Regions from separate parts of the Mus musculus genome. Here region 1 is linked to region 2. The links are chromatin loops, found by intact Hi-C in ENCODE. Cell type or tissue: left cerebral cortex. All regions are shown on one strand. Each heading gives the region's core, and the rest is flanking DNA. Links, peaks and the distances in the headings are about the cores only. Region 1 holds the start of Hotair (HOX transcript antisense RNA (non-protein coding)). Region 2 holds the start of Gm29905 (a long non-coding RNA gene).

What was found. A loop is a pair of places that touch in the nucleus more often than their neighbours do. Peaks named below come from ENCODE experiments on the same cell type or tissue, not always from the same donor. Only the 100,000 strongest peaks of a DNase experiment are listed, where the experiment ranks them.
Region 1: it touches region 2 in a loop (1.9-fold over the local background); 2 of 42 quality-filtered maps call a loop at or near these places.

The regions. Positions count from the first base shown.
Region 1 is chr15:102,940,647-102,956,148 of GRCm38, forward strand. It overlaps Hotair (HOX transcript antisense RNA (non-protein coding)), which reads right to left and starts at 7,300. Exons shown (of 2, transcript NR_047528.1): 1 at 6,849-7,300; 2 at 3,416-5,185. It overlaps Hoxc11 (homeobox C11), which reads left to right and starts at 13,880. Exons shown (of 2, transcript NM_001024842.1): 1 at 13,880-14,561. The coding sequence starts at 13,880. In left cerebral cortex, for the core only: no CTCF peak of the experiment used is centred there; no DNase peak of the experiment used is centred there.
Region 2 is chr15:102,992,755-103,008,256 of GRCm38, forward strand. Gm29905 (a long non-coding RNA gene) reads right to left here and starts at 5,413. Exons shown (of 2, transcript XR_384486.2): 1 at 5,083-5,413; 2 at 4,578-4,957. Hoxc8 (homeobox C8) reads left to right here. Exons shown (of 2, transcript NM_010466.2): 2 at 1-1,500. The coding sequence ends at 101. It also overlaps a transcript of Hoxc6 not described here. In left cerebral cortex, for the core only: no CTCF peak of the experiment used is centred there; a DNase peak (open chromatin) is centred at 6,600; H3K4me3 peaks cover 358 bases.

The sequences.
Region 1 (15,502 bases), core at 3,575-11,574, 52 kb before region 2:
TTTGTCAATATTTGTCTTGTTGATTGTGTCTCTGGTACCTACTCTGTAGTTCCTGTGGTAGTCAGTATTCCTTACTTCCCTTCCCAGATCTGTGTAGTGTACTCCCCTATTCAAGCATCTGTCTTTAGCACGTTTTCCCTTTATATAGTCCTTGTACAGAGCTGCTTCATCATGTTAATATTAATAATTAAAACATGGATGTATGATGATGTGATGTTTTGAGAACCATTTCTAAAACTGGGCTCCCCCCCACACACGTACAGTCTCCTCTACCCAGAAAGAACAGAAGCCCTAGGCCCTTAGCTGTTTATTTTATTTTCTCCAGCTCAGGTGAATGATAAAAATAATAAATGTGTAATAATAAAGAAAGAGCAGTTGCATGGGTAACAAAAATATATGACCAACCAAGATCTGTTGATGAGCTGCCATATCTAGTCCCAAGCAATTACTGGCAGAGAGAAAATTGGGGGGCGGTAGACTGGGGAAGGAGAGGGAGCTTTGAAGAGTCACTGGGCTGTAAAAATTAATGTGGACAGCCTAGAGGAGGAAAAACTGGCTTCAGAAAAGAGGTCTGCATAGCAGGAAAGAATCAGAGCTGTGACTAGGGGTCCTTAGACTGTTGTTGGGTGGGGAGCGAGGCTGGGATATGTTGGCTAATGACTGGTGGGCCAAGAGCTGCAACTCTGTGGTTCAAAACTGGTAGCTTCACTCTGAGAAGATATTTTGTGTGCTCTGAAATAAGTAGGCAGGGGACAAAAGACCCCTAGAGCTGGTGAAATAGTCTTCAATTCTTGAAGCCAGCAACCCTCTCAGGGCCTCTCCAGAGCCAGAGCCAGAGCCAGACTCAAAGCTGGGGTGGTATGCATTGTTCCCCTGGAGCAGCAGCACCTCCACTGGATTCTTCTTTTCTCTAAGAAATGCCTTCCCTCTGCCTGGACACTTGAATCTACCTCTTGCCCATCAATTACCCCGTCTCAGTTGTCTGACTCCAGTCTTGCAGTGGGGGGGGGGGAGGGTCTTATCCAAATTCTTCCATCTCTATGTCCCCCCCCCTGCCCAGCCTAGAATAGCAGGGAGTCTCAGTGGAGTCAACCATGCCTTCAGCCCTGAAATCTCTCTTCTCTTTTCTTAGGACCCTAACCATAGAGAGTAGCACATTTAAATCAAATTTCATTCTCCCTTCATTCCTAATTCCCAACTCCCTTGTAGAGCCTGGATACAGGTGGGAAGGAGACCCCCCCAAAAAAAAGCCCTGAGGTGCTTATATAAAATTTTCCCTAGAATTCAGGAGAACCTGGAGGTCGGCTTCTGTCAGGGAAGAGCTGGGGTAAGGACTGATGGCTTTTGGATCTGAATATAGGAGAGTGGATCTGAAGTGCAGTGAATCCAAGCAAATGGCTATTCATTTCTTATGATGTATCTACACAGGATATATATACAGTGAAAATTTTTTCTGGCCTAAAATAGGATGTGGGGATGTTAAGAAGACCATGAGTAGTAAGTGGTCTCTAATTTATTCCCTTGACATATTCCCAGACATTTCCAATATGAAATAGAGGGCACTTTGTGGGATGGTGTTCTATACAGGCTCCCAGATCCAATAAACTGAGGAAGTTAATGAAGGGAAAAACACTACAGCTCTCTTCTCAAACCAAGAAGCAACACCTGGGTCTCTCTGTCTAGGTGGCGATTTCATCATTGTTACAACTGTTTGACTATGCTTCTCAGTCTAACTGACTCCAATTTTAAGGGGAAAAAGGGCATCTTGTGCTTGTAACTGGGTCTTAAATGAGCAAGAAAATGGGATTATTTGAATAATCTAGGTAGGAAAATAATTGGTCTGCTGCGTGTATATAGTCTTCTATCATCCCAAATCAAGTCTGTATTGGACACGATTATTCACGAAGTTCTGCACGCTGATCTGCACTGCCTACGCCATTACCTAGCTGACAAGAGAAGAGGTTGGCAGTCCGAGTTCCGTAGATGCTAATGCAGGCGGAAACACAGCTCCTTGGATCGATGGCTCAAACTCAGAATGAAGCAGGGACCACCGGCCCAGATCCGCAAACAAAGCAAACCCCGGAGACCTAGTCTTCCGGCAGGCCGAGCCCCCCCACCCCCACCCCACCCCCGCCCACCCGCTCGGCCTTCGTGTGTGTGTGTGTGTGTGTGTGTGTGTGTGTGTGTGTGTGTGTGTGTGTGTGTGTAGGGAAAGCAGGGAAGGGTTTGCAGGGCCCAGGCCGCTGTAGAAACGCACCCTGGAGCTGCCAGACCTCTGTGCGGTGTGCGTCTGTGAACGCGGAAGGCGGTGCGGAGCCTGAGTCTGATCACCCACCCGCCGGCCGGCCGCAGCCCCGCACACATTTCGTCTCGGTTTAGAGAGGACGGACGCCTCTTCTTGGCAGCGAACCTCCGAACAGTTACCGATTTTCAGCGCAAAGGTCTATGGCCCGTGCCTCTCCCGCTAGATCGCAGCCTTTGGGGGCGGTTGAGCGCGGTTAGCCGGCTCTGGTGGTTGCTTCTCCCGAGGAGGCCCGAGACAAAGGCTCGTCGCCGCTGATAGATGACGCGGGCGCCTAGACCGCTCCCGGACTCAAGCCTCCTCGGTGCCCGGCCTTGAGGCAGGGATCAGGAGGCAGGAGACAGGGAGAAGGTTCTGAGATCTCTGACTAATCTCGTCCCTGGTTCACTTCAGGGAAGAAACCTAGCGCGCCCAAAGAAAGCACTGGTTGATCCCGGCAGCTCTGATCCCAACAGCGCCAGCAGCTCGGTGGTTTCCCAGTGCTGCCAGGCCCCCAGGAAGGACGGGATGACCCCTGCTGGCCAGAGCGGTGGAGATTGTGTCTCTGGGACCTGGTGCCGCCCAGTCTCCAGTCCCTTGAGTTTGCAAGGAACCTTGAAGAACAGTCTGTGTCTGAGGTACTACCTAGGCTGCTGAAACTAAGGTTCTTAAAAAGATTCCTTAGCCAAACTTGCCAGTGGTGATTCTCCTAAGGCCTGTGCGGAAGCTTGGCATTGAGCCTTAAGTAGACCCATCCTTTAGCCTTTGAGAACTAGCCCCTTGCCAACGTGTGGCTTCCCCTTTTCAAGTCAAAAGCCTTTTTACTGAGGAATTGGAGACCAGTCTTCGGAATGCCTGTTTCTGTCATCCAGTGGAGAGTGGAGAACTTCCTTCAAGGACCTGTCTGAGTGGATGGAACCTTGTCTGGAAAACCATCTGTGGGAGCAGAGGGTTCACTCGGAAGCATGGGAAGATGTTCCATAAGTACACACTTAGCTCTGTTGTGGCCAAAACTGATATATGAAAAGAGACTAAAATGCACAAATAAGATGTTTTCTTATACTATATAACAGAGGCACTTTCATCTGCTGCATGACAGAGTGAGATACCGAAAATAGATGAACCAAAGCCTTTAGATTCACAAACAAGAATTTATTTGCATTTGTAAGCAAGGCTTTCATATATCCTACATAAAGGGTGTGCTTTTCTGAGTTCATTTAGTCACGTGTATCTACATTCTGTAGCATATGGAACTATTGCATGAAATGCACCCAAATATTACTACAGCAGTAAAAACTCAGAATTATATCACATTCTTACACACATACAAAGTGCATATCAGCCTAGTATATGAAAAAATATGTAAATTATATTGGCATATTCTTTAGATGCACATATTATTTGTGGTATACATTTCTCTGAAGATTTTTTTAAAAATAAATATTGGAGCCAGAGCTGAAGGTATGGGAAGGTAGACCATCTCTGCCGTGCTGAATGAAGGGAACACAGCCGGGTTTAAAAGAGTCACCCAAAATCAGGAAGCAATGATGACATTGGTAATGACAAACTCCACTGGTTAATTGGTTTTTTCTATTTGTGTTTCTATTTGTGTTTTTCTATTTCTGCCTAGTATTTTTGTCTTTGAAATAGCCATGTATGTCAGCAAACATTGTTGTATAAATGGTCACTTTTAGTTTCCTGTTGTGTCTCTTGTCTGAAGCTGGTATCTGTTGAGAACATATTAACGCCTATTTGCATCAAGATTCACTATGGAATCATGATTATATAGAATTGTTAGAGCTATTTACTTATGCATCTCAAGACACATTCTTCCAAGACTAATGCAAGCATGTTATAGCAATGCTCTATGCAGGCAGATAGTTAAGGGGTGGACAGTGATCTGGAGAGCTAGGTAAGGGTTAGGGTTAGGCTCCTTTAGGTTAGGGTTTGTAAATATATATATATATTAATATTATAATCTTGAGCCTAAGCAGCATTATGAAGTAAGGCCTGAACCTGGGCCCATTCCCCTTCTCCCAGGAAGGGCAAAGGCTTCATTCAGGCCTTCTCAGCTGGGCTTTGATTTTGATCCTAACACTTAGCAGTCAGAAGCCAATTTGTGTGTCTACAGTAACAGCAGAGAAAACCTATTCCATAACCCAAGTTTTTGCAGAATTTTCTGACATTGTACTGTGTTGAGGCTTATGAAAAAGCAATCTTATTTGAGTCTTTCAAATCCTGGATTCTAATAGGCACATAACTATAGAAAAATTCTTTAAGAGACAGTGCACTCACATCTGCAGACATATTGTTTATGAGTCCACAGGTTCCGTGTGTGTAGACACAGCCATATTTTACAGTCCAAGGAATCAATTAATTAGTGCCTCTCAGTCCCCCCAGCTCAGCTGCTCGGCTGAGTGCGTGTGCGGTGGAGATAGATGTGCGTGGTCAGATCGCTGGTCATGTTAACAAGCCTCGTCATAAAGATGGGGATGATAAGGAGAGCAAAAGAACTCAGGCAGCCTGCGAAGAGGGTTTCAAGGGGCGAGCCCCCAGCCTTCAGGACTGTGCCTATCCTGCCACTGGGGTTTGTCTGGAGTTCCTTCCATCTGGACCCGGCACACTGTGAGCTATGACTGGTCCTCTTCCGGTCCTCTGGTCCACTGGCCTATATTTTGCCTTTTCTTCATTGAGCTCCAAGTTGAAATTTAAAAAACAACAAAACAAAACATAAACCTTTCTCCGTGCGTGTCTTCTGTCCTTCTACCGATGTTGGGGACCTCTGCCGGTTCCTTTTTCTACATTTCTGGGTGGTTCCTTTTGGTCTACGTTGGCGCTGACTTCCTTCCTTCCGCTCTTACTCTCTCTGCCTTTACAGTTGCTTTTCTATCGTGCTCCGATGAGCTTGTAAAAAATATAAATAAACAACTATGCCCCGGTTATCTTGCACCAGAATGAACACCCCAAGATATGCCAGACCCATGGAAGGAAGAAAAAAAAAACCACCTTGGGTATAATTGCTGGTTTGAGTTGTAGCACTTAATTCTGTTTATTCTCGCTGATGTGCATACTTAACAGAGAGATATTGATATTAAAGGGCAGGGGGGAATTAATTTTACTTTTATAGTCATCTATTAAGAGCACAAGATGATCTGAGTCTCCTTTAAAGGGACCAAAAAGGGGGGGGGGAGAGAAAGGGAGAGGGAGGGAGAAATATGACTGAAAGGGAAACAAAGATCTTTGCCTGAAGAAACAATGTAACACTAGACAGAACTATAAAGTCTGGGAATGTAGGAACACCGGACTCACTCAGCTCCCTCTCCCTGTGTGGAATCCTGTCCCCTCCACTTCCGGCTGAAACCCCTACCCTGACTACACAGTGGTATTCAAGGAAGAATTCATGCAATTATCTGGATAATTGGAGGGAGAGAGATGGGGAGGGAGAGGGAGAGAATATAGAAGAAAAATAGTTACTCTTAAAACAAGGAGGTCGGGCTTACAGATTTGAACACTGCTGAGAAATGATGAGATCTGTTGAAGTACTCTGATCTCTGATCCAGTTTCATTTTCATTTTGGATACTAGCTTGGATTCACTATGTCTGCATAGACCTGCCTCCTCTAATATTGTAATTATCACAAGTAAGTAGATAATAGATAATTATAGGGTGTCAATAATATTATTTTATAACTACATAAGATATGATTAGAGTTAATGTTAGAGGCTTTGTTGGAAGCTGGAGGCAAGGTAGAGAGGCCTTAGGAATTTTTTTCTTTCCTATTTTTACCTGTGTGGGAATCTCCAGAAATCCCTAAGACTCTAAATTCATCCCCTGGATGTTTTAAGGGAAAGCTCTAGGATCTTAGGGTATATAAAATCCAAAGACCAAGATGAGGAAACACTAATTTGATACTCAGCCCCTCTTAGCCTAGAGGACAATGGAAGCCCCTCTTATCTCATTAGAAGACTTAGTTCCCAGTACAAGTCCACTAGGGTTTGGGAGACTTGGTTGGTGTGGTCCATGAGAGCAAGACAGGGGCTTATCAAAATCAAGTTCATTGTCAACCCCACATAGGAACTAGGCCCAGAATGAAGCCCTCTTTTATCCCCAATTTGTCTTTCCTGGAGTCCACGCCTTAACAATACTGGAGTCAAGACAAACGCCCAGCTGGAGCTAGGGAGGTCAAATTTAAGGCAGGGATCAGGGAAAGATTTTAAATTTTGCTATTGTTATTTTGGAGGGTTGAGAAATCCGAAGGCTGTAGGAGGAAGAGGGGAAGAAATGATCACAGAAGCAGAGAGTGAGGTGAAAGAGAGTTGAGAGAAAGTATGAGACCGTGAGTAAGGTAGATATAAAACAAAAAGGAGTGGCAGGAATAACCAGGAAATAAAACATAAGGAAAGAAATACAAGAAAAAGGTACAAACGGGAAGGGAAGGAAAAGACTGAAAGAGGCACGAAGAAGACAGACAAGGGTCAGTCTTTGGGCTGACTCTGCCTGGCGGGTTTGCAGCAGTCTGGGTGGGCGGGGGCACCATGACAAAGTGAAGGTCAAGTTAGCATCGTACCTTATAAGGAAGGCGTCGGTCCTCCATTTCAGCCTTTCTCTCTGGAAGGACTTAGCGCTGGCATTTCTGGTCTTGTAAACACAGGACTTTTTTTTTTTTTTTTAAGCCTCCTTTCTTTATTGAGAGTGAATTCTGCAGCCCCGGGAAGCTGTGGCTGTGGACTGGGAAGTCAACTAATGAAGATGGCAGGAAACTTTTCTCTCCTTTTCTGCCTCTGGCTCCACTCCCTGCCAGCTGGGGCGGCCCCCATCTCTTCTGTCTTCTGTATCTTTCACCATTGTCTCTAAATCTGGGCACGATTTCTTTACTCCCTGACTCCCCTGCAGACTTGTAAAACCCTTCCATTCCACAGCAGCAAAGTGGAGAAGGACTTTAAGAATTGGAGAGAAAATTAAGCATCATAAAGAAAACTTCATTTACAGCTTAATTGTCTGTCTGAGTATTACAGTTTTCTTCTGAAAACAAAGCGATATATTCGGTAAGGAGGAGTGAGGTCACAGGGATGGGGAGGGCCAGTGTAGCGGTAGACTTGGATTTATTTATTTCTCAATCCTGAGGTGGAAAGGAAAGAACAGAAGGAGGGGAGTGAGAGAGAAGCATTTTAACCATGAAACTACCAAAGGTGGGTGCAGCTGGTGAGATTGGAAGCAACATTCTAGCTGCACGGACCTGGTACTCACCCCAGCCTGGGCCTTGGGTGTGGAAAAGCTAGTATATTAGGTCGTTCTTGGTTTCAGAGAGCTAGGAAGCAGAAATGGAGGAAGGCTAGGCTCCGGGAGAATAAGGCAGAGCAGGAGACAGGCCTTGAAAGACAGAGTAGCGGCAGTCAGTCACAGTCAGTCGGCTGGTAGTGGTTACAGCCAGGAGGGAGAGAGGGAGGAAGGAGCCTAAGCTTGGATCCTTGATTCTTTCCTTCCTTCCACTGTAGTGTGGAGATTAGGGGTGTAGTGAAGTTAAAAGGGGGTTTATTGCTGTGGGGTTATCTATGGAGAACTCACTTCCTTCTCCCTGAATCTCACCACTTGTTTTTGGCTCCTCTGTGTTCATGGAGCCATCTTAAGGCCTAATTATTTCAAAATTGAAATTCTATAGCAAGGGGGAAGGGGCTGATGGATGCTTCAGGAGTGATGATGGGTGATTCTAACTAAACTCTAAATCTCCCAGTTTGTTGTTACCTTTGCCTTGTCAACTGGAAAGCTGACCCTTGGGACCAGCTCCATCCCACTCTACCTACCTGGCTGGGAATTTCTCCAATCTATAAGATCCCCAAAGTGGGCTGAGGCAGCCAGAATCAGCAGACAGGGGCAATTAATAGAGCAATTGGGCCTCCTATCTGGATCCAGTATCTCATGAAAAACAAAGGGACTCGATCTCATTATTTCTGGTGGTGTTAAGGAATCCTGGTTTCTCCACAGAATGTCTGATCCTGGGATCTGAAGAGATTTAATCTGAACAAAGTGCCACCTCAGCTCAAAGTGCCTGGGTCCTTTGTGTAGGGGATGAGGGTAGCCAAGGTAGGGACATCTGCTGTCAGGAATCCCCATGGAGGGGTTGGCAGACCTTCTTTGGCATGGCCCAGAATTCTGCTCACAGCATTCCAAATGGTTGGAATGGCCTGCGGAGGCCTTGTGAAGGGGGACCCCAGAAAGTCAAAAGGGGTTACTAGCTGGGATGCTTCCCCATAGTGTGGGGGAGAAACTCATACTCAGACCTCAGCCTGAAGCTCTTTGAAAAACTGCTCTTTGGAGATTTAGGGGACTTGAAAAGAGTAAGGCACCAGACACCCTATGAAAGCCAAGGCTGTGACTGTGACAGGGAGGAGAACCTGAGGGGGCAAGAGGTTGAGAAGGTATCACCTTAAACCATTTCTCCCAGAGAACACACACACACACACACACACACACACACACACACACACACACACACACACACGGCTCTAATACTGAAAAACACCAGATGATCTGCTTGGAAGGGACATAAACCGGCCAAGCGGATGCAGGTTAATAAAACCCGAAAAACCCCAGACAGGAACACTTAAAATGCCCAGAACAAAGAACACCGTGACAAATTCTCACCCAACACACAAGTACACGCACAAGAATATTCCTAGGCAGAGAAAGAAAGAGACCTTTCCTACCTCAGGTCTCCACCCGTGGACACTTAGGTATACCTGCACAGCTCCAAGAACAAATTTGTTCATGCTTCTAAACTGACCCAAACAAACCCCCAGTGATCGCCGGCAGGCACCGACTGCACTGCACACACCACGGAGACAGTCCGTATCCCCTGAGCCTCACTAATGCAAGATCCAGATCCATACCCGGAGATAAAAGTCTAGACAATAGACGGCTGTTTATGACAACGAGGCTCTCCAAGTTTGGGGCCAGGCGATAAATCTCTGGCGAATCTTCCTGTAACTCAACTTCTGGCTGTAGTGAAGAGAGAACCACGGAGACCACGGAGACGACCGATGGGGGAGAGACTTAAAGCGGGAGCTGAAGGTGCTTTCCTTGTGCAGTTCTTAGGCTGGCCATAAGCCCCGTCCACGCAAGGCAGTCCCACTGTGGAAGCTTCGCGTGGAGTTTCCTAGCACAGGCGAGTCAGAGCTCCTTTCTGCCCGCCCTGGCATTAGGGCTCAGAAGTCAATGTGCAGGCAGAAGGCAGGGCCTGAAAGCTGGGACAGAACCACAAACCATTGTTGTTCAAGGAAAGGGGTCTTTTTTCCTGGGTGACTGGGTTACCTTAATTTTATTCTCTCTCTCTCTCTCTCTCTCTCTCTCTCTCTCTCTCTCTCTCTCTCTCTCTCTCTCTTTCTCTCTCTCTCTCTCTCTCTCTCTCTTTCTCTCACTCTCTCTCTCTCTCCTTTTCCATTTTGGATTGACGAGCTGTTCCCTTTTGCATTTTCGACCCAGGCATCTGATTACAAGTAAGGAGCCACTGAAGTTGATCTCATAAAAATGCCGCGAGCTCACTTTGATCAGCGGGGGACTGGGTCCGAGCCTAAGTAGGCGCTAAAGCCGGGGAATGGCGGCACCGGCCAACCGGGCCTCCGCTCCGGGGAGATCCCGGTGGCCTAAGAGGGCAAATCTCCCCCAGAAAAGGTATTTTCTATGAAGTTGCAACTAGCTTTGGAAATTAAGGCCTAATGGCAGCGACTCCATCTTCAGACTGCTTTTAAGACATGTCCTTCATTTTAGAGTGGGGGGGGGGGGTAAAACTGGCTCATAAAATGGGGCTTTTATGGGAGAAATGGGGTCGCATTGCTAGCCTCCTGGGAAAACCCCTCCGCAGAGGAAGCTGGGTGGAGCGGCGGGCGGAGGAGCCTCCGGCTTTGCTCTTTGCACCCCCCTACCTTGTCCATAGGCCCGATGTTACTCCAGCAGGTCCACCAGCTGCTTTGGTGGCCTAATCTGAAGCCTTGGACTTGTGAGGCTGACCTGGGCTGAAGAGAAAATAGGCGTTTTGGATCTCTGAGACCAGGGTGAGGTGTGGGTGTCCCGGGTTCAAAATAAGCCTCTAGCTTGAAAATCCCAAAGCACAATAAAGAATTTATTCAATGTTTCCACAATGCTGCTAAGGGGGTGGGGGGAATGCACAAGAAGATGCAAGCTGTTCTAATTGAGGTCCTTTCTTCACCAGTCCAGCCTGGGAAGAAGGGACTCTATTGACTCTGCAAGAGGCTGAATTTTAAGACCTCCTTTTCCCTCCCAGTTTTTCTTCCTAGCTTGTGGTCTGTAGGGTGGTCTCTTTCCTTATCAAGAACTGATCTCTAGAATTCAAGGAAAGGTGAGGAAGAAAAGAGGCCACAAGGCTGCCCAGAGCTGTTTTCAGGAGGTTGCTGTAAGAACGGCCCATGACAGAATTCGGCAGACAGTGCCCCCTTTTGAAACAGACCCTGTTGTCCTTGTGTGGGAGGAAAGGCCGCTGGAGTCTGTCCTAGTTCTATCGAGACCACCGAGGCGGCAACAACCCAGATTGCAGAGGTCTGCTAGCGGCCAAGCTAGCAGGGAGTAAGGCCACCAAAAATCTGCAAGTCGGTATAATGGCTATCACACGAAGCATTTAGGTGAAAGCTGGGAATCTGGAACAAAGCTGGTGAGGAACAAACAACAAATCAGTTGCCATCAGTAATGCCTGCGAGTGATGGGATTGGGGGGCCACAGATGTGTCCCTCCATCCAAATGTAAAGGATGCTGTGGGCAGAAGCCAGAGAGAGAGAGAGAGAGAGAGAGAGAGAGAGAGAGAGAGAGAGAGAGAGAGAGAGAGAGAGTTACAAACCCAGTGAAGGCTTCCAGGTGGTCTGGACCCAAAGCCAGGCAGGCAAGCCAATATCCTATCCCTAAGTATTTTTTTGCTATTCAACAACTAAGTGACCTCAAAAACCAGGGCCTTTTCTCCTTGACCCAGTTGCTGAGGGTTTTTTAAAGGTTGTTTTAAATTATTTGAAAAACCAATGCCAGAAAAAAAATATTAAACTTCATGGCTTGCTTTTGTGGAGAAGAGTATTCCTTCCTACAAGTCTTTTGCTGGATCCTAAAGCTTCCTAGACATCATGTCCTTGACACTCTCCTTTGCTTCCTTCTTTTGGCTTCAAGAAAATCAGACTGCTCTTTGTAGCTGCCTGCCTCACTTTTATGGTGGCCCATGAATAAACTTTGGTGGTCAAATTCAAGTGCTTAGGCCCACAGCTGTCTTCTCACAGGAAGCAGATACCCCCCCACCCCCACCTCTCTCCAAGGCTGTGCAAAACAGGACTTAGGGGATTGATCCCCACCCTGCCCTGAAGAGCAAGAAGAAAAAGTAAGAAAAACCTAGTGGGAAAACGGGGGAAAGCAGGAGCCAAGACCACCCTCATCTCTGCAAGAGATGGGGTACCTCTGGCCTTCTTCTTGCTGGCTTCTATGACTGTTTGGGGAGCATTTTGCCTCCAGTAAACGCAAGTTTGATGAGGTCAACGCAAACCCCATAAAAGCCCCAGTCCGTTGTTCACCACCATTATAATTAAAAACGTTGCCCCCAGCTCCTCCTATAAAAAAGACTAAAGGAAAGGGGAACTGCAACAGAATCTTCTGTTTCTGGTCCCTTCTCTACAGAAATGCCCCCAATCTAGTTATTTACCTTCAGTTATGATCTGGCCAGGACTAAAAAGCACAAGAAGCAATGCCTATCATTAAGTGCAAACATAGGGAAGCACTGGAAGTCTCTTCTACAATATTGGAGACATCCCCACTCACCCACCCACACAGAGAAGGTGACTATGGTGGAGGCAGATTTCACCGAAGTATTGTTGTAAAGTCTGAGTAAATGTGGGCAGGTAGAAAAGTTGAGGAAAAATGGATTTGGGAAGATATATTTGGAAATAAGCTAGCCATTTCTGTCTTTCCTGTCTGACTGGGGCTTTCAGTGATTCATCCTTCAACAAAGAAAATCAAATTAAATACACTTTAAAGCGGGAAAACCAATCTGAAGGCGGCCCTGAGGGTGGGGGAATGGTTTAGACTACCTTTGGTTTTGTCTAAGAGTACAGGGTTGAGTTGCTCTTTTCTAAAATGTTATGTCCTGACAGCTCCTTCTTAGGACCAAGGTTACTGCTGCTTTCTGTTTGTGCCAGTTGTTTGGGCACCATGGATCCAGCCCAGAACATTTCCATAAAGTTATATTCAGATGCCCAGATGTATGTTGTAATAGCCAAAGGGACTGGAGGTTTAAGGAGTCATTGAGTATTCCCCTATGGACACAGCGGTCCAGCAAGGAGGGTTTATAGACTTGGAGAAGGGCAGGGTTGGACTGAGATGTAGAGAAGAAATAGGAGTGAAAGAGGCTGGGGACTTCAGGCCCTACCCTGCCTACTTTTTGATTGGTATTAGAGATAGACACCTCTACCCACCTAAGCTCCCCAAATCATTAAAAAAAAAAAAACCTCTCCAAATGTAGTTCCCTTAGCATACATCCTGCCTGGACCTTATTGCCAGCCTTCTTTTCAGCCTATTAGCTGAAGCTGAGCTCCCAACCCGAAGGGCCCCAGATAGAGAAGATAGATGACTCTCACTCTAAATCTTTTTCTTTGGGGTTTGGGATTTTAAAATCCACAGTGAATGTAGCTTTCTGCACATTGATTGACAATAAAGGCAGGCATGAAATATTCACCCAGGGCCACTCTCTCATACTAAATATTTAACACAACATTAGAGAAGGTTTTTCCCAGACTTCGCCAGGCACCGGCTGGGCGGCTGGCGCACTGCTCACCACTGGTTTATGACTAATAGGAGTCCCTAGCCAGCGGCAGCACAGCAAGCTAGACAAAGTTGGGACACTGGCTCATAGCTGGGCTGCCTCACCTTTGGGAAACTTCAGATACTCTTCCTGGGAGCCTGTCCTATAAGGGAGCGCACCTTATTCTGGTCAGGAAAGTAATATAAAGGACTTCTTATGAACAAGCTCTGATTCTTCAGGTAGAGGGTTAAGAGTCCCTGAAACTTGTTGGGAAGCATCCAATATTTCCGGGGAAATCAGGCAGGAAAAGACCCTTTCTTTTACCCCCCGCCCCCCAGCTTGTCATAAGGAGGGGACCAAGACCCCGAAACGGAAAACCCTTCTCCTTCCCCCAATCCTAGGGGGGAAAAGAACAGCAGTTAAAAAAAAATACAATTACCCCCTCCCAGCCACCGCCCCCGCCCATCCCACCGCCCACCCCACCCCAACCCTCTCTCTCTCTCCTCCTTTTCTCGCTCTGTGGAATGGAGAGGAGGGGAGTGACGAGAGAAAAACGAATACAAATCTGCAATTGATTTTCATAATGTTTCTGCGGTGTTTGCAAACCAATCGCCTGAACGTCCCCGATCTTACCTAAGAGAGAACCCCTCCTACGTCTGCGAAGTGCTCCGAACTGATATATGACAATATCTACTTTGGATCACGTGCTCGGGGAGAGAGACTAAGACGGATAACGCGTCATCTCGCCTTCCCAAAATTTCCCCCCTCGCTAGATCGGGTCCAAAACCTCCAGCCGGAGGAGGCAGGAGAAGAGAACGATGTTTAACTCGGTCAACCTGGGCAACTTCTGCTCGCCTTCGCGCAAGGAGAGGGGCGCTGACTTCGGCGAACGAGGGAGCTGCACCTCCAACCTCTATCTGCCCAGTTGCACTTACTACGTGCCTGAGTTCTCCACCGTCTCTTCCTTCCTACCCCAGGCTCCCTCTCGTCAGATTTCTTATCCCTACTCAGCCCAAGTGCCCCCGGTCCGGGAGGTCTCCTACGGCCTGGAACCGTCCGGGAAGTGGCACCATCGGAACAGCTACTCGTCTTGTTATGCGGCGGCCGACGAGCTTATGCACCGGGAGTGCCTGCCTCCTTCCACAGTCACTGAGATCCTCATGAAAAATGAAGGCTCCTACGGCGGCCACCACCACCCCAGCGCCCCGCACGCGGCCCCCGCCGGCTTCTACTCCTCAGTCAACAAGAACAGCGTCTTGCCCCAAGCTTTCGACCGCTTCTTCGACAACGCCTACTGCGGTGGGGGAGATGCGCCCGCCGAGCCCCCCTGCTCCGGCAAGGGCGAGGCCAAGGGGGAGCCTGAGGCGCCCCCCGCCTCGGGACTTGCGTCCCGGGCAGAGGCCGGTGCTGAGGCCGAGGCCGAGGAGGAGAACACGAATCCCAGCTCGTCCGGTTCTTCCCACTCGGCGACCAAGGAGCCGGCCAAGGGAGCCGCCCCCAGTAGGTAGCAGCGGCCGGGAACCCGAGGGCAGCGAGGGAGGGAGCGGAGAGGGAGGGCTGGAGTAGTGGGGGGGGGCAGGGGAGCGCGGACAGCCTCGTGTTTTGGGTCAGTCTGATTTTATGTGGAGTTTTATAAGCATTCAAAGGATTTTATTATAACCTACAAAGCCCTCTCTCCCAACGACTCGACTTTTTACGATGGAGAAGGGGTGGGGAGGGAGGGAAAGGGGCTCTTTGGAAAAGCCGGGTGAGCCCCCCTCCTCCGTTATCTCCCTCGGTCTGTGAAATTTTTAAAAGTGCCACCATTGCGGGCGATATTAACTTTGATCGTGAACTTAGAGGAGCGTTTAAGAAAGGATGGGGAGTCGGACTGCTGGGGGGTTGGGAGGGAGGGGAGGGGTGGAGGGGGAAAGGGGAGGGCGAGGGACAGACTGGGAGAAATCCAGAGAAGGGGAGAGGTAAGGAACAGAAGCGACGCGGCAGAACTGGAGTCCAGGGAAGCTCTCCAAGGCCGCTCCTCTTCTTTTTAAAACGACTTTTAAAAATGTTCAAATTACGTGTTCGCGGGTCTTTGAGAAGAAACCGGGGCAAGCCGGGGTTTGGCGGTGGCAGGAGAGTGGGGAAAGAATCAGAGATTCCCTTGCTCTGCAGGGGAAGGTAGCGGTGGCTCTCCAGGGTCCGAGGCCTCTCTCTGGGTAGGCCCAGCCTGACTGTACGCAAGCCTGGGGCAGGCAAGCGGCTGGGTGTCCCAGGGCGCCAGGGCACCACAGGAGGCTCGTAGGTGTCCTGCTACCTCTACGGGCTAGTTTGCTCCCGATTCCTCACTGCTCTCTCCTGATCTCACTCCTTCGCGCCGATTCTCCGCGGTTCCCTCCGATTTCTGGAGGAAGGGATCCTGGATTTGCAGAAGCATTAGGAGGGCGGCTTGGAAAGGGCAAGGG
Region 2 (15,502 bases), core at 3,335-11,334:
AGGATAAACTGCCTGGGGCCCGAGATGAGGAGAAGGTGGAAGAAGAAGGGAATGAGGAAGAGGAGAAAGAGGAGGAGGAAAAGGAAGAAAATAAGGACTAAGGAAAAAAAGAGAGAGAAAATCAGCCCCCCCCCCAGCAACTCCCTTGAAGTTTCGTTTTATGGTAGCAGATAAATTGAGAAGTTTACGACTGTCATTTGCTTTTATAGAGAATAGAATGACACTCACAACTCTAACTACCTGTCAGATAGTTGCAGCTCTGCTTTTATTACCTTTGGGCTTCCCCCACTCTTTATTTGTCTGGGGGTTGGGAGGGGGAACCTGAGACACAGGGAAAAGTTCTGTTCTACTCCATGCCCAGCATACACTCTCTTGTTCCTGCTCCCACCTTCTGAGCCCTTCCCCATAAAGTCTAACCCTTCACACACACACACACACACACACACACACACACACACACACACACACACACACTTCTCTCCACACTCCCTCTTCACGGTGCTTCTCTGGTATTTATTTTAAAAGGGATTCCCCTGAAGATATAGAAGATGATTCCTGGCTTTGCTTGTATGCTGGGAATTAGAATACTGGATAAACAGTTTTTTTTTAATGAAAAGAAAGAAGGAAAAAAACAGGAAAGGGGGAAATGAAAGGAAAAATTAAAAAGAAATAAAAGATAGCAAAGAAGATTCCCCTCCCCCTCTGAGGCTCTTTCCTTAGAAAAACCCCCTTGACTTTCTCCAGGAATCTGCTGGAAATCAAGGAGATGTGGGTTTCTCTACCCACCTCCTTCCTGAGGGGTCTATTAGAACTGGCAATGGTCTCTGAAATCCTACCTATCCATCCCATAGTCACTTGGGTCCATGCCTTCCTTGCCTTGCCTTTGCTGTTTGATCTTTTGGGCCCCCGGCTTCCTCTGAGCTGTGTTAGTGTTTGTGCTCAGAAGTCACCATAATCATGAAAATAATATACTGATAATAAATCTTTAACATACTACCTAAAGGGAACCTGCAATAATCTTGGGGGAAAAAAAAAAAAGAAAGAAAAATTCCTAATACAGGAGGGAGAAAAAAAAAAAGAAAAAAAAAGAAAAAAAAGAAAAAAGGAAGAAACCTCCAGCGTATTTTATCACTACCTATAGAAAGAAATCCTGCTTTGAGAGTATTTGTAATGCGGTTTTGTTGTTGTTTGTTGCTGCTTCTTTCACTAAGAAAAAAAAAAATCCCAACAACTGAGACTGCCTAGCCCGCCGGTCTTGTGCGCTTTTATTGTGCTTCTAACCCCAGTAGAGTAGAACTAAACTGCACTGAATGTATAGTTACTCTGTCTTGAATTCTCTGTTTATGCAATGTGCTCGAAAGGAAAAAAAAACGTTAAAATATATCTATAATAATAATTTTGGTCATTTGTCTTTATGTCCAGCTATGAATGTAGATTTTGTGTCCTGAAAGCTCTGTTCCTGGTCCAAGTACTTTGTATTGTATACGTGAGTCATAATAAAAAAAAAAGAATTAAAAAGTAGAGCTGGAATGACTTGCTGTTTCTCTATAACTCTTCCCCATTTTCTACTCCTCCCTCTCTTTATTCCCTTTCCCAGCTCTGCAAAAGGCCCCGCACTGATCTTGCTTTGGGTGGTGGAACTTGGAAGTGGGGTGGAGAGGGCAGGCATAGCAGGTAGGGCAGGTGGCTAGTGGGGGGAGGAGGAGGAGGAGGAGGAGGAGGAGGAGGAGGAGGAGGAGGAGGAGGAGGAGGTGAAGAGAACATCTGGAAGGGAGAAGGAAGAAGGGTTACTTACTTACACTAGTCTTAATAACCAATGAGGTTTGTAGGTATTGGGACCTAAGTGGGAAGACAGAACTCATGCTTTAGCTTCCTGGTCTCTGGGCTGGGTCCATATAAAGAGTTGGCCCTATGCTCTTCCTGTGACTATGCCCTTTCTTTCAGGGTTTTAGGCCAAGGGTGAGATGGTGGGGGTTCTTTTCTGATATTTACATGTCTCCCGCTTGTGGCCACTCCTTAGCATCCACTACCTCATACTGAAATAGTGGATGGGGTTGGGAAATTATGCGGTTAAAGGTAGCTGCATAGTCAGGAGAGTTCGGTTTGAAAATGCCAAAGTGTAGTGGTGAGGGTGAAGAAGCTTCTGCCTGGGGCAGAGGATAAAGGAAGGACAAATGAGTAAGATAGAGTCTGCACCCTGGAATTCAAATTCAACTAGCATAAGGCTGTCATGGCTACTCAGCCCTCTTCTGTCCACATAGCCTCCGTTTTTTGGCCATTTCAAGCCAGCTCTTGGCTGGCTTCACTCTGACAATTGAGCAGCTTGCCTGGCCACCACAGTTGGGACTACTGATTTGGGAGGATGGCCCTGCTGAGTGGACAGTCCCCAAGCCCAGCCACAGTAGGGCAAAGGGAATCTTGACATTTTCTAAAATAAAGAGTAGAGCCCAGCTACTAATGGGATCATTCTGGAGGGTCCTAGGCAGACAAATCTGTTTATGCCAATAAAATTCTGCTCAAACCATTCCAAATTCCAGAGATACAAGGAGGCTGGCTCAACCAGACCAGAGGAAGAGGGGAGGGAGGGTGGACTTCTGGCCTTCAAAGACAGACCACCAAAGACAGAGATATTTTTGAAACCAGATCTTTGGGTCAATGTTTTTTAACCTAGGCCCAGGCCAAGTGTTTCACCAGGGTCCCAATCTCTGGCCCCTATAAAAAGGCCTCAAAATTTGTCAAGTGATTTTCCTAGGGCTCCCGCAACACTGCCTGTGAACCAGAAAGGACAGCTTGGGGATAACTTGAAGTAGAACCTGCCAGGAAATCTGTAGAATTTGGGGTCCCTGCTGGCAACCAAGTGATCACATTTAGCTTGGGAGACATGGGGTGTTGGCCAGGGAGGTCTGAAAACATTTCACTTCCCACCAGACTCTGTGGGAACCACAGAGGAAGACCCGTTTCATTTTTTTAATCATGAGATTATGATTGCTATTGATAAAAATAATAATATCCTGCCCTGAAGAAGAGCGGTATGACTCCCTTATCAAATAATTCCGAAGGGCCTTGCTGCTTCTCCCCCAACACCCCGCAACACCAACCCCTCATTCATTCCTGCCCCTGCTCAGCAATGTCCATGGCCCCAAGCCGTCGCGTCGGAGGGCGGGGTGCGTCTGGCGCCCGGCTTCTTTGGCAATGTCGGGCAGCCAGAGGGTTAGACCTAAGGAGCCCCTGCGTCCCCTTGTGCGTTACCCACTCCCCGCTTTCCCTGCTCACCACTTCAGTTTTCTCGTTTGGAAAGAAAAGGAGGTTAAAAACCCGTTTTATGGGGGAATGTAATTGCGAGAGCGGGATGCGCTCTTTAGAAATGCTTGCTCCTAAATGCTGCCGTCGTCCCATTACCGAAATGGGTACCATTCCGTTTCTGCAGATACGACTTTCTCCCATTCTTTACTTTTTTTATTAGCCAATCAAAGTGGCTTCCGAAAGCTATTTGTGATTTGTGAAAAATAGTATCTTTCAAAATGCTGAGTTGAAGCATCTCGCTCATTTCGCCTTGGATTTATTATTCTAATCTCAACGGTAAAGACAGAATGATGCAGCTATTAAGTTGGGGGGCAAATTCGTTTCTCGGGATTAAAAAAAAAATCTTCGCACTTTCCTCCTCTACTGTTTCACTGAATGTCCAAAGAAGATGCAGGTCTTGGAGAAATCTGGGGCTCCAAGGGAAGAAGTGTGTTGCTGAGGGGCTCCCAGGGGACCCCTTGAAGGAGAGGGTGGGTTGGCTTCCCCAGTTTCATATTCCTGGCATGAGATGCCCCAGAGAGTGTCTGAAAGTTGAAAAGTCACCCCCAGCCCCAATTAAAGAGGATTCAGGACAGGTTGTGTGCCACAATCTGGAAGTAAAATTTCCGGTGAGTTACCCGGCAGTGCTGCCCCATTCTTCCCGCTGCCATTGTGAAAAGCTGGGCCACCGCTTCCTCGTCGTAATTTTTAACTACCTGTTATAAAATTTATGGGTGGGTTTGTAAAAGGAACAGGTCTCTGCATCCGGCTGAGGGAACTGCTTTACTTACTATGGAGGAAGTTTGGGGAGGGGATGAAGGGTCTTCTGTTGGCTGGCTGAGCACCCAGCCCTTGAGAGTCCCTTGCCATCTCAATGCCGATCAAGGAAAGAGCTGCCCGATTTTAGATCTCCAGCCAATGGGGAGTGGCTGGACTACAGCTTAGCAAATATTCTCTACAAGGTAATTTATACTGGCCTCCCCACACTGCACTTATTACCAAAATTGGAGGTCTGAGGAAATGGGGTGCATAGACTTTTAGAGTAGAAGGCAGAATTCAGAGCAGTAAATGGCTCTCTTATGGGGCCTGCAAACTCTGAAGCCAGATCTCAGCTGCCTAGACGCTGTAGGAGATTCCCCTCCACCCCCTGAAAAAGACAGGTGTTTGGGTAACCTAAAAGGGTGAAAAGGTTTCAAAGAGCCTTGCTCCTCAATTAAAAAAAAAAAAAGGAAAGAAAGAAAGAAAGAAAGAAAGAAAGAAAGAAAGAAAGCTAGAAAGAAAGCTAGACCAAGATCTTCAGCTTTAACATTGTTTTTAATTAATTTTTTTTTTTTTGAGGATTGAAAGTTGCCATTAATATCTGGAAAACAAGATGGCCTGAAGCTAGGCATAGTCTTGGGTGCAGGGAGTGTCATTCTGTCTGAGAAAGGGACCACCTGAGAAATGAAAGTTATTTTAAGGAGCCTTGAAGCTGCACAAAACTCTCACCCCTTCTGCTGCCTCCAAAGGACTGCCAAATCCTGGTCCAGCTCTCCGTCCTTTAGACTCCATCTACATCTCCATCTTAGGCTTGGTTAGGAGGGTTGCCAGCAGCCTGAGACTCCAGTTCTTGTTTGATGGGTGGGGAGTGGGGGGCTTGCCTGGGGCACTGCAGTAGAAAAGATGTGTTCTCTTTCTAGAAAACAAAGGTAGGATCAGGGACGGTATTCATTTTCAGTTCCTTCATCTCGCCAGCCTCCATTGCCCCAAGGCTGCAGAGCTCTGAAAAGCTTTGATTTTCATCAGGTCCAATATCATTACCTTCATTTATTAAGAAAAGTATTTAAAATTCGGGACAGCAAGAGAAGGCAGTGGGTCCTCGGCATCCGAACCCTCTTTTCTTCCCTCCCTACTTCCCCTGTCTGCTCTTGTTGTGTTAGTCTAGAGCAGCCGGCCTTTGGGGAGTGGGCGGTGGGTGAGGGTGGGGTGGGGGTCGAGGGATGCTCCCTTTCTGAGAGAATTGGGTAAACATGGCGACCGTGGCGCCCATTTGCACACGCTACACAAATGCATCGCATTCCCGGTTGTTTGCAGAAAATTTACAGCTGAGTAATAAAAGTTTACGATCGACTCACAAGTTGGATTGGCCACAAGAAGTCATGTGGATTCCATCCATGAACGTGAACTTTTTATTGTGGTTTGTCCGTTCCGAGCGCTCCGCAGAACAGTCCTCCCTGTAAGAGCCTAACCATTGCCAGGGAAACCTGCGCTGGGCGCTCCGTTCATTACCAGAAATTTTTTATTAATCTGATTAATAATTATTTTCCCTATTTAATTTTTTTCCTTAGGTGGAGTTGCCGGAAGCTGGGGGCACCTGGGGAGGACGGGGTGGGAGGGGAGAGGCAGAAGTTGAGAGCACCTCTCTCTCCCTATACCCGACCCTCTGGCCCCCAAGGGGCAAGAGGTTCGCGGGTGTGGGGGCTGAGATCCGAGCTGCAGATGCCTCCACCCCTCCCCTTTCCCAGATTCTCCCTCCCGCCCCTTCCCTGCAACTCTCCTTAATTTTATTTGGCTTTTTAAAAAAAATCAGGACTTTTTATTTATTTTTAAATTTATATAAAGTATATGTGTGTGTGTGTGGAGCTGAGACAGGCTCGGCAACGGCACAGAATGAGGAAAGACGAGAGAGACAGAGAGTGGGAGAGAGAGAGAGGCAGAGAGAGAGAGGGAGAGAGGGAGAGTGACAGCAGCGCCCGGTAAGTGTTTCCTTATTGGTTCAAATATGTAACTAATGGTCCGTAGCTGGGTGGCGGTTTCAAGATAAGGACAGCAATGGCTTGTCTTGGTTAGAGAGAAGAGGGGGCTGGTGAGAGGGTGGGCGCGAGGGTAATTAAGGGGAGGTAAAATGGGAGGATGGGGTTAAAGCTGAAATCCTGGTAGTGGGAAGAATGTGTTGTCCTGACGTCGCTATGCGCTTAAGTTGGGGTCCTGGGCGAGAGAACCTTGGCCGGCCGGGCGGAAGTCCCTGGTCTGGGGCGCGGGGGCCCTCTGCCTAATGCCCTCAGTGTCTGTACCTGCTTATTAGCTGACTACTCTTGGCTGATGGAACTGGGACGTGGTGGCCTGGAAGCTCAAACTTCAAGGCAGGAGAGAGAATCTGTAGTCTGGGCCCACTGCCCCCTAAGCAACGTCAGCTTCTCAACCCCCAAACAAACTTTTCAGAGCCCCCTCCCTGTCCGGCAGCCCCCTCCTTCTCGGAGAGCTAGAAGCCAGGCCTCACACATGCGCAGTGTGAGCCCAGGGCCGGGCCGCGGAGCAGGAAGCCGGCGCTGCTAGGCGGGCGGCGGAGCCTGTTAATTGGCAATTAGGGGGGAGGCTGGTGGCTGGTGCGCGTCAGCCAAGGGGAGAGAGTCTGCCCACCCCTGCTCCCGCCCCCACCCTGGCGCATAGGAGGGTGGGAGGCGCCCTACGCTGCGGGTGGAAGGAGTTGGGGGTGGGGATGCAGAGCTCAAAAGCCATCTTGTGCTCGGAGAAAAACGGCCTAAATGCTTACCCCCCTCGTGGGCTCGGCGCCCCCCACCCCCACTTGCGGCCACTCCACTCGGGATGCCACTCCAACTTCCTCCTGCGCCTTGCAGGACTGCTCTAGATTAAGACCTGCCTTGTTCTGGTGGAAGCGAGAATGAGAGAGGCCTCCAGTTGGGCGGGGATAGACCAGGCCGTGCCCCCAGGACTTTGAGGGTGCTGCAAGGCCCCCCGAGCACTTTATGGGTGGGGTGGGTGAGTTTCCTTCGGTAAGGGCGTCAGACTAAGGTGGTGGGTAGAGTCCTGGATCTTCCTAATAATTGGTGCTAATGACGTGTTGTATAATCTTAACCTGACACATATGGTTTCATAACGTAGTAGCTTAATTTCTTCCAAATGTACGTGGCCCTGACTGCATTGCAGTTTGATATATGACCCCGCCCTGCTTCCAGGCTTGGGTCTGAGGCGACCCTGTTAGTGAGAGATTGTGTTTATAAGGAGCGGCGTGCACACAGAATGCTTACACACCCAAACAGACACCCCTTAGAGCTGGGAGGGCGGCTTGCTCCTGGCGAGGGCCCAGACACTAGGAGACAGACTCACACCTTCAGTCTGCGTCAATCTCAGCCCCCCCAACCCCTCACACACACACCCATCTTCTCCCAGAAGCTCGTCTGAGAGTCTTCGCCCAGAAGAGGGGGAGGGGATAGCTGGATTTCCTGTTTAAACCCAGACCTATCGCCTGGGGGGGGGGGGCACAGTGGTTAGAGAACCCGTTTTTATGAAATTGTTTAAAAAATACAGTTTGATTTCATTCAAATCAAACCTTTTGAGCTCGAGCCTATAGTGAATCCTCCCTCCCATCCCCCCACAACAACCTTCCCTTCTCCAACCCCCCCAAAATTCCCCTTTTGCAGTCGACATAAAGGCCTCTGAGGTATTCTCTCGGGGAAAGAAATGGCATTTTCTCTCCCCTTTCCCACCCCACCCCCCAATAGGACTGGTGTGTAGGCAGAGGCGTCTGCCGAGGGGCTAATTTCGCGTTCCTTGTTTACGACCAAGAAAAGCGCTTGGCTCTCCCCAAATGGGCCCAGCCTGCCGCCTGCTCCGGCTGCCGCGCAATCTCCTGCCGCCCGAGCCTGGCCCCCAGGCGGATGCCCGGGCGAACCAGGCTGTGGCTGACCAGGACTGGGGTCTGTGGGACCTGAAAAGGGCCAGGGGAGTACTCTGAGACAGTGGAGGGGCCCTGGAGGCCCGAACGGGAGCCTTCTCCTGGAGTACTGTGGGAACCGCCGATCGGTGAGGCCGCTATTTCTTTCTTCAGCCTGTATTTTGTCGGACCCTGTCCCTGCGGATGGCCGCAATGACGTGGGAGGGGATGTTTGGGGGACACAAGTCTCCTTTGTTCCACCCCAAAAGAAAACCATTTTTGGAGAAGGCTGTTCTAGTCTGATTAGTGTGGATTCACCTGGGATGTTAGAGGCCCCCCTCCCATCCAAGGGGCGGGCCTGGGCTAGGATAGGGGTATCTCTCTAGGCCTACAGGGGATCTAGCTGGATGTGCTAATAGCCATGTCGAGGTGCTAGGGTGCCAGAGTACCCGTCAAAAACACCAGCTTGAGGTGTCTTTATATTTTTATTGATTTCCTGTTCCTTCTTGGCTACAATCCTGCAGCCCCTACTCCCCCTCCCCCAATTTTACCCTGTACCCTTCACCCCTAGACTCCTCTTTGGCAAGCCTAGAAACAAACAAACAAACAAACAAACAAACAAAAAACGCCAATGACTGGTCCTAGTTTTCCAGTTTTCCCGGTCTGGCCAGCGAGTCCTCTGCTTGCCCAGTTACTTTCACTTTTCTGCCTCTTGCTTATTTCTCCATCTGGTGCTCCAACAGAAGCCCAAGAGGGTCCATCAGTGGCAATCCTCAACCTTCTTGCAGGCCAAATTCTGTGTGGATGTGGTTCCTCACTGCAGAAGAGCTCTTCTGATTATCTAATAATAGCCAGTGAGGCCAAGAATAGAATTTTGCTCAAGGGCTCTGCACACTCAATGCTGAGGCCTACCTAGGCGGCCACTGGGTTCTATGGACCAAGGCTTGGCAACCTCAGAGCCCGAAACTCAGAAGTACTCCCTCTGAGCTCACTTTTTGGGCACCCTCAGACCTGCCCCTTAAGAGGTTTTGTAAGCTCTGCCATCCTTTGTATTTCAGCCAGGTTCCTAGGAGAAATGGGCAGAATAAACCCTTTCTCTTCTCCCCTCTTGTCTGACAGCTGTGATCCCTACAGAATTTGACCTTGGTTTGGAAAAGACAACCTTGTTGTGCTGACTGTTGTGTTCTGAAATCAGGCTTGGTGGAATTATGTATTTATTATATACAGTCTCAAATATACAGATTCAGAGGCAGGGAGAAATATATAGAGACTCATATTTCCTCATGGTTAAATGTTTACTACCATGGCTATATTCGATAAACACCGTTTTATGTGCATGTGAAATTTTGTTAGCCTTCACTGGCTGAGAGCGGGCTAAGGGAGCGATGGGCTGGAGGAGAAGGCCCTCTGTGCATCTTTGTGGAAATGTGTGTGCTGGAATTGGAGCATGTGGCTTCCAAAAATCTAAAGAAGCCACAGGCTTTGGGCTCATTGCTTTTGCCTGAGACATCCTACACCCTTTTGCCGGCTCTCCTCACCTCTCCATGAAGTCTGCCAACTCAGAGGCTCTCTTCCAAAGAGAATCCAGTCATCTTGAAAACGAAGTCTGTGGGTTCTTTCATGGTTGTTGTGAGTCTGAAAGCCATTCTGAATCACCAGGACTGGGCCCTGGTGGCTGGAAGCCTCCATGTGGATGGCAAAGGGATTGTATTGTAGTGGCTAAGATGATTTCTGAGCAGGAGTCTAGGTGGCTGCGGGCCAAGGTGCTTAAAGAGGCTTGTAGGAAAGGCAAACCAGGAGAGGCAAGGATAACTTGCGAATAACTCTCCTTCCTTTTGCCTCCCTGGCTCATTATCTCACCCTAGATTTGCTTGTCTGTAAAGACATACTAGGAGTTCTGGAAGGTCCTATGAATATTCAGATCTGGAGTACTGATGGGGGTGTTTTTTAATCGTGTCAGTGACCTGAACCAATGTGAGGTCCACTAAGAGAGCTGGTGGAGGCCCCTCTAGAAATGCAAGCTGGGCCCTTTAGCCTGTGGGCCTGGAGCCCCGAGTATGGGCCTTGGATGGGAAATAACTGGCCTCCTTGTGCAGCTTTTCTGGGGCCATGGAAAGACAGAGCTGAGAGGACATAAAATGTTAGTGGAAAGCCCCATAGATGAAAGCGTGGACAAGAGGAGTGCTGGATGAGGTTTTGTGCTGCTCCCAAGACACTTGGGTTCCTGCCCAGACTTGTGGTTCCAAGGGGTTCACAGCCTTTCTTCCCCAGCGACAGAGGGTGTGACAGAATCACTCCTGCTCTAGCCACACCGACTTCGGGGTGATATTATCCCAGGATCATGTCCCTCGAGCAGCCCATGGCCTCTGACACGGCAGGCGCTGTCAGACGCCCCTGTTTATTGTGTCTGTGTGTTGTTTACTTGTTTTGTCTGCCGCCACCCTGCGTCAGAAACTCAACAAACCAGCAAATTTCACTCACTCCGGGAGAACAAAGTGCAGGGCTCTGTCAAACTCCCTCCCCCTTTCGGCACCCCTACCTCCTACCCTTAAGGGCTTCCTCATTTTCCCTTTCTGAGGGGAGGAAGTAGAAATTGTCTTAAAGTAGGGCCAATGTTTATGGGACAAGGGAATTATGAAGACACCATAAACCTCCGGGTGTCCTAGTGTTGGAGAGACTTCCAACCCCCCTTCTCTTTTTCTACTGCTTTTCTTCCTTTGCCTTGGTAACCAGTTGGGTAAGGGGGTCACAGACCCTGAGAACATTTCAGTGTCCCTCCTCCTCTTCCTCCTCCTGGCTCCTCCATTCCTTTCTTCCTGAGATTCTCTCGGACATAAGTGGTTGGGTTTTCTGTCAGGGTAATGTTGGTGAACTCATAAAACTAGATAAAACATACTGCCTTACCCCCTTTATCTTTTCAGCCCCCCAAAATAGCAGTGAATTTAAGCAAATCCTACAAAATTAAATTACCTGTCCTGTAAGGGTCCTATAAATCCCCAATCCTGCCAGGTGTAGAATCAGAGAGGTCAATGTTTGCCTTTAATTTTGCTCCTGGCCATCAAATCTAAAATAGTATCATTGCAGTAAGTAATATTCTTGTTTCTGAAATTAATTCTCCTCTCCCCTGTCTCCCTCTTTCACCAGTATGAATTAAATGGTTCTTTCAGAGCTACTGACAATAAAGGATAAAGTTATTTATAAAGAATTGACGATGATGTTTCATTGTTGACTTACTGTTCCAGAATATAATAACATTTTATTTCAAAGTGGGAGAAGTTAGACCAGGAGAAGATGGGGGTGGGGTTACAGGAGGCTTGGTATTCATATATACAACTCTTGTAATACTTTATGGCTTTCACAGTTTTCATATGACAACTTACTGCGATGTCATAAACACCCAAGGTCTCCAATTTTAAATTTTCATTAACCTCCAAAATGCTCCCAAGTAATGGTGTATGTTCAGAAGCAGAGGAGAAAACAGAAAGCTGGGGCCTCCTTTGGATTAGCATAGAACAGCACATTTTCCAACCACCCCCTTGTCCTCTTTTGTAACTTGACAGTCTCAGGAGATCCTGTTCTGGCAATGCAAAGTACCCTAAATATTCTGTGTCTTGATTTTTACCTCCAGACCAACTAGGGCCATCTGCTTTGCCCTCCTGAAATGTCCTAAGGCAGCCAAACTCTCCATTTTCAGTGGGGATGAGGTGCTTTCCACCCTCAGCCCCCTCCTCAGCTGATATTTCTGCTGCTTTGGCATCAAGGTGGAAGGGAGGCTCGAGGGCCTGGTCTGCAAAAGCCAGAATTTTTTTTTCCCAGGTGAAGCCTGAAGGGGTTTCAGGGCAAAGTTTGATGGAAACCTATTTTACTTTTGAACTTTTAGGCAGACTTGGAGAAGCCAGACATGCAAAGCTGGGGGTTTGTGTCTGTGGATGGTAATAGCAGTAACCAAAATGTCAGTCAGGAAAGGTCAGGCAGAGATTCACAAAAACAGAGGAAGGGGAGAAAGCCAACAGAGCCACCCTGTATACTTTTCTCCAATGCTGAAGTGCAAAAGCCACATCAACTCCACTTTGTAACTTCTTAACTCAAAAGAAGAAATCACAACACAGGACTGAGAGCTATTTGGACCAAATCTCAGCAGTTGAACATGCCCCATCTAGCCCTTCCCTCCTTCCTTACAGACCCCCAACTCTCTTCAACTGGTCAGCTTCAGCCTTGTCACTAAATATCAGCACCCATAAATGGATCTGTCAAATTTCACGTTTCTTCAAGTATCTTTAAGCTTTGACCTTTGAAAGGAGTGTTCCTTTTTTGGAATGCATTGTATGTATTGAGGAAAATGTATTTGTTAGGAAATCTTTCCCTACCATATCTCAGAAAACCTGGGAGCCCTTTGGGTAAGCTGTGCTTTGGCATTCCCAAGCAGACCAAACCTTGTGTTTAGGTTCTTTGGCCCCGGCCACTCCGCCACACTCTTTGTAATTCTTTCCCTCAGAGGTCCACGGAGATCAAAGGGGTTTATTCACAAAACACCAGACATTTAAAATAGGGGTTTTGTAAGTTTTTTTTTCAAAGCTTTTTTAAAAACTTAGCCATAAGCCAGTAGAGCTTAGCTGAACTCTAGAACAGCAAAGCCTTAACCAAATAGTGCGATTGTGAGGTGAACTGAGTAATTATTGAACTCAGCTTTCTCTGTAAGAGGGATTTCAGCTCTAGCCTAGTGGCACAAAAGGAGTCGACGGGACGGGATAACCGTTCAGTATCTCTGGAAATCAAGAACTGGAGATGGTGGAAGGGCAGGGTCCCGCAGCTGCGTGGCTTTTAGGCAGCCAAGAGCCTAGGCAGTCGAGGGAGCTTGGAGTCCATCGGCTCCGGCTCCAGCGTTGGAGTGAGCGCACAGCCTAGGGAGGCGCCCGAGCTGTAGTTGGCGTTGCCGGCCAGGAATGGAATACGTTCATCTGTGCCTTAGTCAGCCACAAACATCTTTGCAGAGGTGGGGTGGGGGAATCTAGGGAGAGAGACTCGCGGAACACAAAGAAGGACCTTCCGCGAAGTATTTTTTTTTTTTCAGATCTCTCCAGGCTCAATTCAGACATCTGTACATACAAAATTACTTTATTTGCCAGAGCAGAGAAGAAAGCAAAGGCAGGCAAGGTGAAGCCTGTCCATGGCCATCCTAGAAGCTGAAGTCCACTCTCCCCTCATCCTTTTTTCCAGTTCAGAACCGTAAAGACCTCCCAGCCTTCCCCTGACTTAGATCCGGCAGGGCAGGACTGAATTCGGGGGAAACCCCTAAGTGTCCAAGCTCTCGGGTGCAGCCCTTAGCCTCCAGGCCAGTGACTACACCCACTCAGGCCCAAAAAGCAGGCAGTAAATTCCTCTCCTATAATTAGTGCTCCTGGAAGGCATGTGTTTTGGATTGGGGGGTGGAGGGGAAGCTGAAGAGGCCAGTGGCAACTTTCCCGCTTTATTCTTTTTCTGAGTTTTTATTTTCTGTTTTTGAATCCAGTAATTACAGCTCCCAAAGTGAAAGTCTGCTCTTGACACCAAGTCCCCTCTGAATACCTAATTCAGAAGGTCTAAGGTCCAGGGCTTTGCATAGACTGGCAGGCCTGATGGGGGTGTGTGTAGGGGGGCTTCCCTGATTTCTCTAGACTTGTTTTGATGGAAACAAAGACTGGGAGCCTCCCTCCTTCCCAAGACTTGTGCATAGTTACAGAGCTGCACTGCAGTTTTAATAAAACATCTGTTCTTGCTTCTGCTGATGAGCTTCCATAATTGTTTTCAGACAAATTTAACAGGAAAATATAAATATATTTAGAAAAATCCAAGTTCCGGCCCCTCCCCCCACAGACAGGCAATCTTTTGCCAAGGGAAGAGAGAGCACAAAATGGGAAAAAGAAAAATATTGTCCCAAGGAGGGAAGACTCAACTCATCTGACCTGCTCTTCCCCCATGGAGCAAATCCCCTCAGTAAATTTCAACTGCATAATTAAAGGTCTAACCAAAGGAAATGGACTTTCTCCCTTTAGGAATAAAAAGGGGCACAGGAAAGTATAGTGAACGTTGTTAACTTCCCCTAAAGTCCTTAGATGGAGGGAAGATATTTGTATTTCTGCTTCCCCTGGTCTCCCCCTTCCAGCATATCTGCCTTTTCCCCAGCAGCTGGTTTCTGTTCATTATAAATCGGCGAGACCTTTCAGGATCTGCCCTCTGTTTAGGAACGTAATAAAACACTTAACTTTTCCGGGCCCCGAGACTTACATTCTGCTCCTCAGGTCGCCCACCCCTGAGCACACCACCTTTAGGCCCCAAAAGAGAATCTCCCCAACTTTGGGGCCCCTTGAATCCCTAGAGGGAAGTACTCCAGGAAACTCAGGCATCCTTGCTAAGGGACTGTAGCACATGACTCCCCCCAAAACCCCTTCATCCCTCCCTCCCCCACACATCCATAAAAAAAATTTTTTTTAAGTATACAAAAGAATCCACACCCATGGAAGGCAAAACTTCATTAAGACATCCTATCTTCCATCATTCAATTTGTTTTACATTGCAACAATTTAATATCTTGAAGGAAGTACCGCTGACATGATTTATCTAGCAATCCCAGCTCTGAAATAGGAAGGGGAATTTACTCTTTCTTGCCATGGCTTCTACACGTTGTTACACTGTTACCCTCAGGGCAGACAGGAGGCTGGGAACTTTGAAAGAGGTTACTGGTGTCCAGGGGGGCACTGGCTTGTTCCCTAGCTCAGCCCAGGATAACCCCCCTCAGTTTTTTCTCCTCCTACCTCTTGCCCTGTAGGGGGACTGGAGCCCCAGCCAGCTGTTGGAAACCTCTGCCCAGGCATGCCATGAATTTGAGCACAGTTGGATTGGAAAGCAAAAAGCAATACACTACTGTTGTGTTTAGGGATAACTGCTATGTTAACCCCCCAGATGAGATTAACTTTTAAAAATCTCTCTCTTATTAGAAACCTTCTCCTCTGCCCTCTTCATCTTGGAAAGAAAATAGTGTAGTCAAAGGGTACTTGTAGCTTCAATAATAACAGGGGTCTTTCTTCTACTCCTCTAAATTCCAATCAGTTTTCCTCCTTTTCAAAGGCAGGGACTGGGTTTTTAAAAGCCAACACAACTTGTCTGGCAGGAAGACTCCTCAACCCCCTAAAGAGGTCCATGTATTAACTAACATTTTGTCTGCACTAGCTCTTACACACTGTCTGCTTTTGGGTTCGAAACTTTATCCCCCACCCCACCCCCTAGTGACACTCCAGGGAAACCTTAGCGTTACAGAAGATGAATAAACGAGTTTTTTTTTCCCCAGCATAGTCCCGTTTATGGCTTTATTGCTACCCATTGATTACTCCGCTTTGTTACACAGAAGGGAAAGATCATAAAACGCGGCAACATCCGGGTTCTTGTTATAGTCAGTCTCAAAAAAAAAATTAGTGAGGGGAAAATATGAGCTTTCACTGCTTCCTGCATGTACCTCACCATCTTCTCTTTGTCAGCTCCAAGCATTTCCAGTCTATGTCGATATCAAATTCTGCTTGGATTAATCAGAGG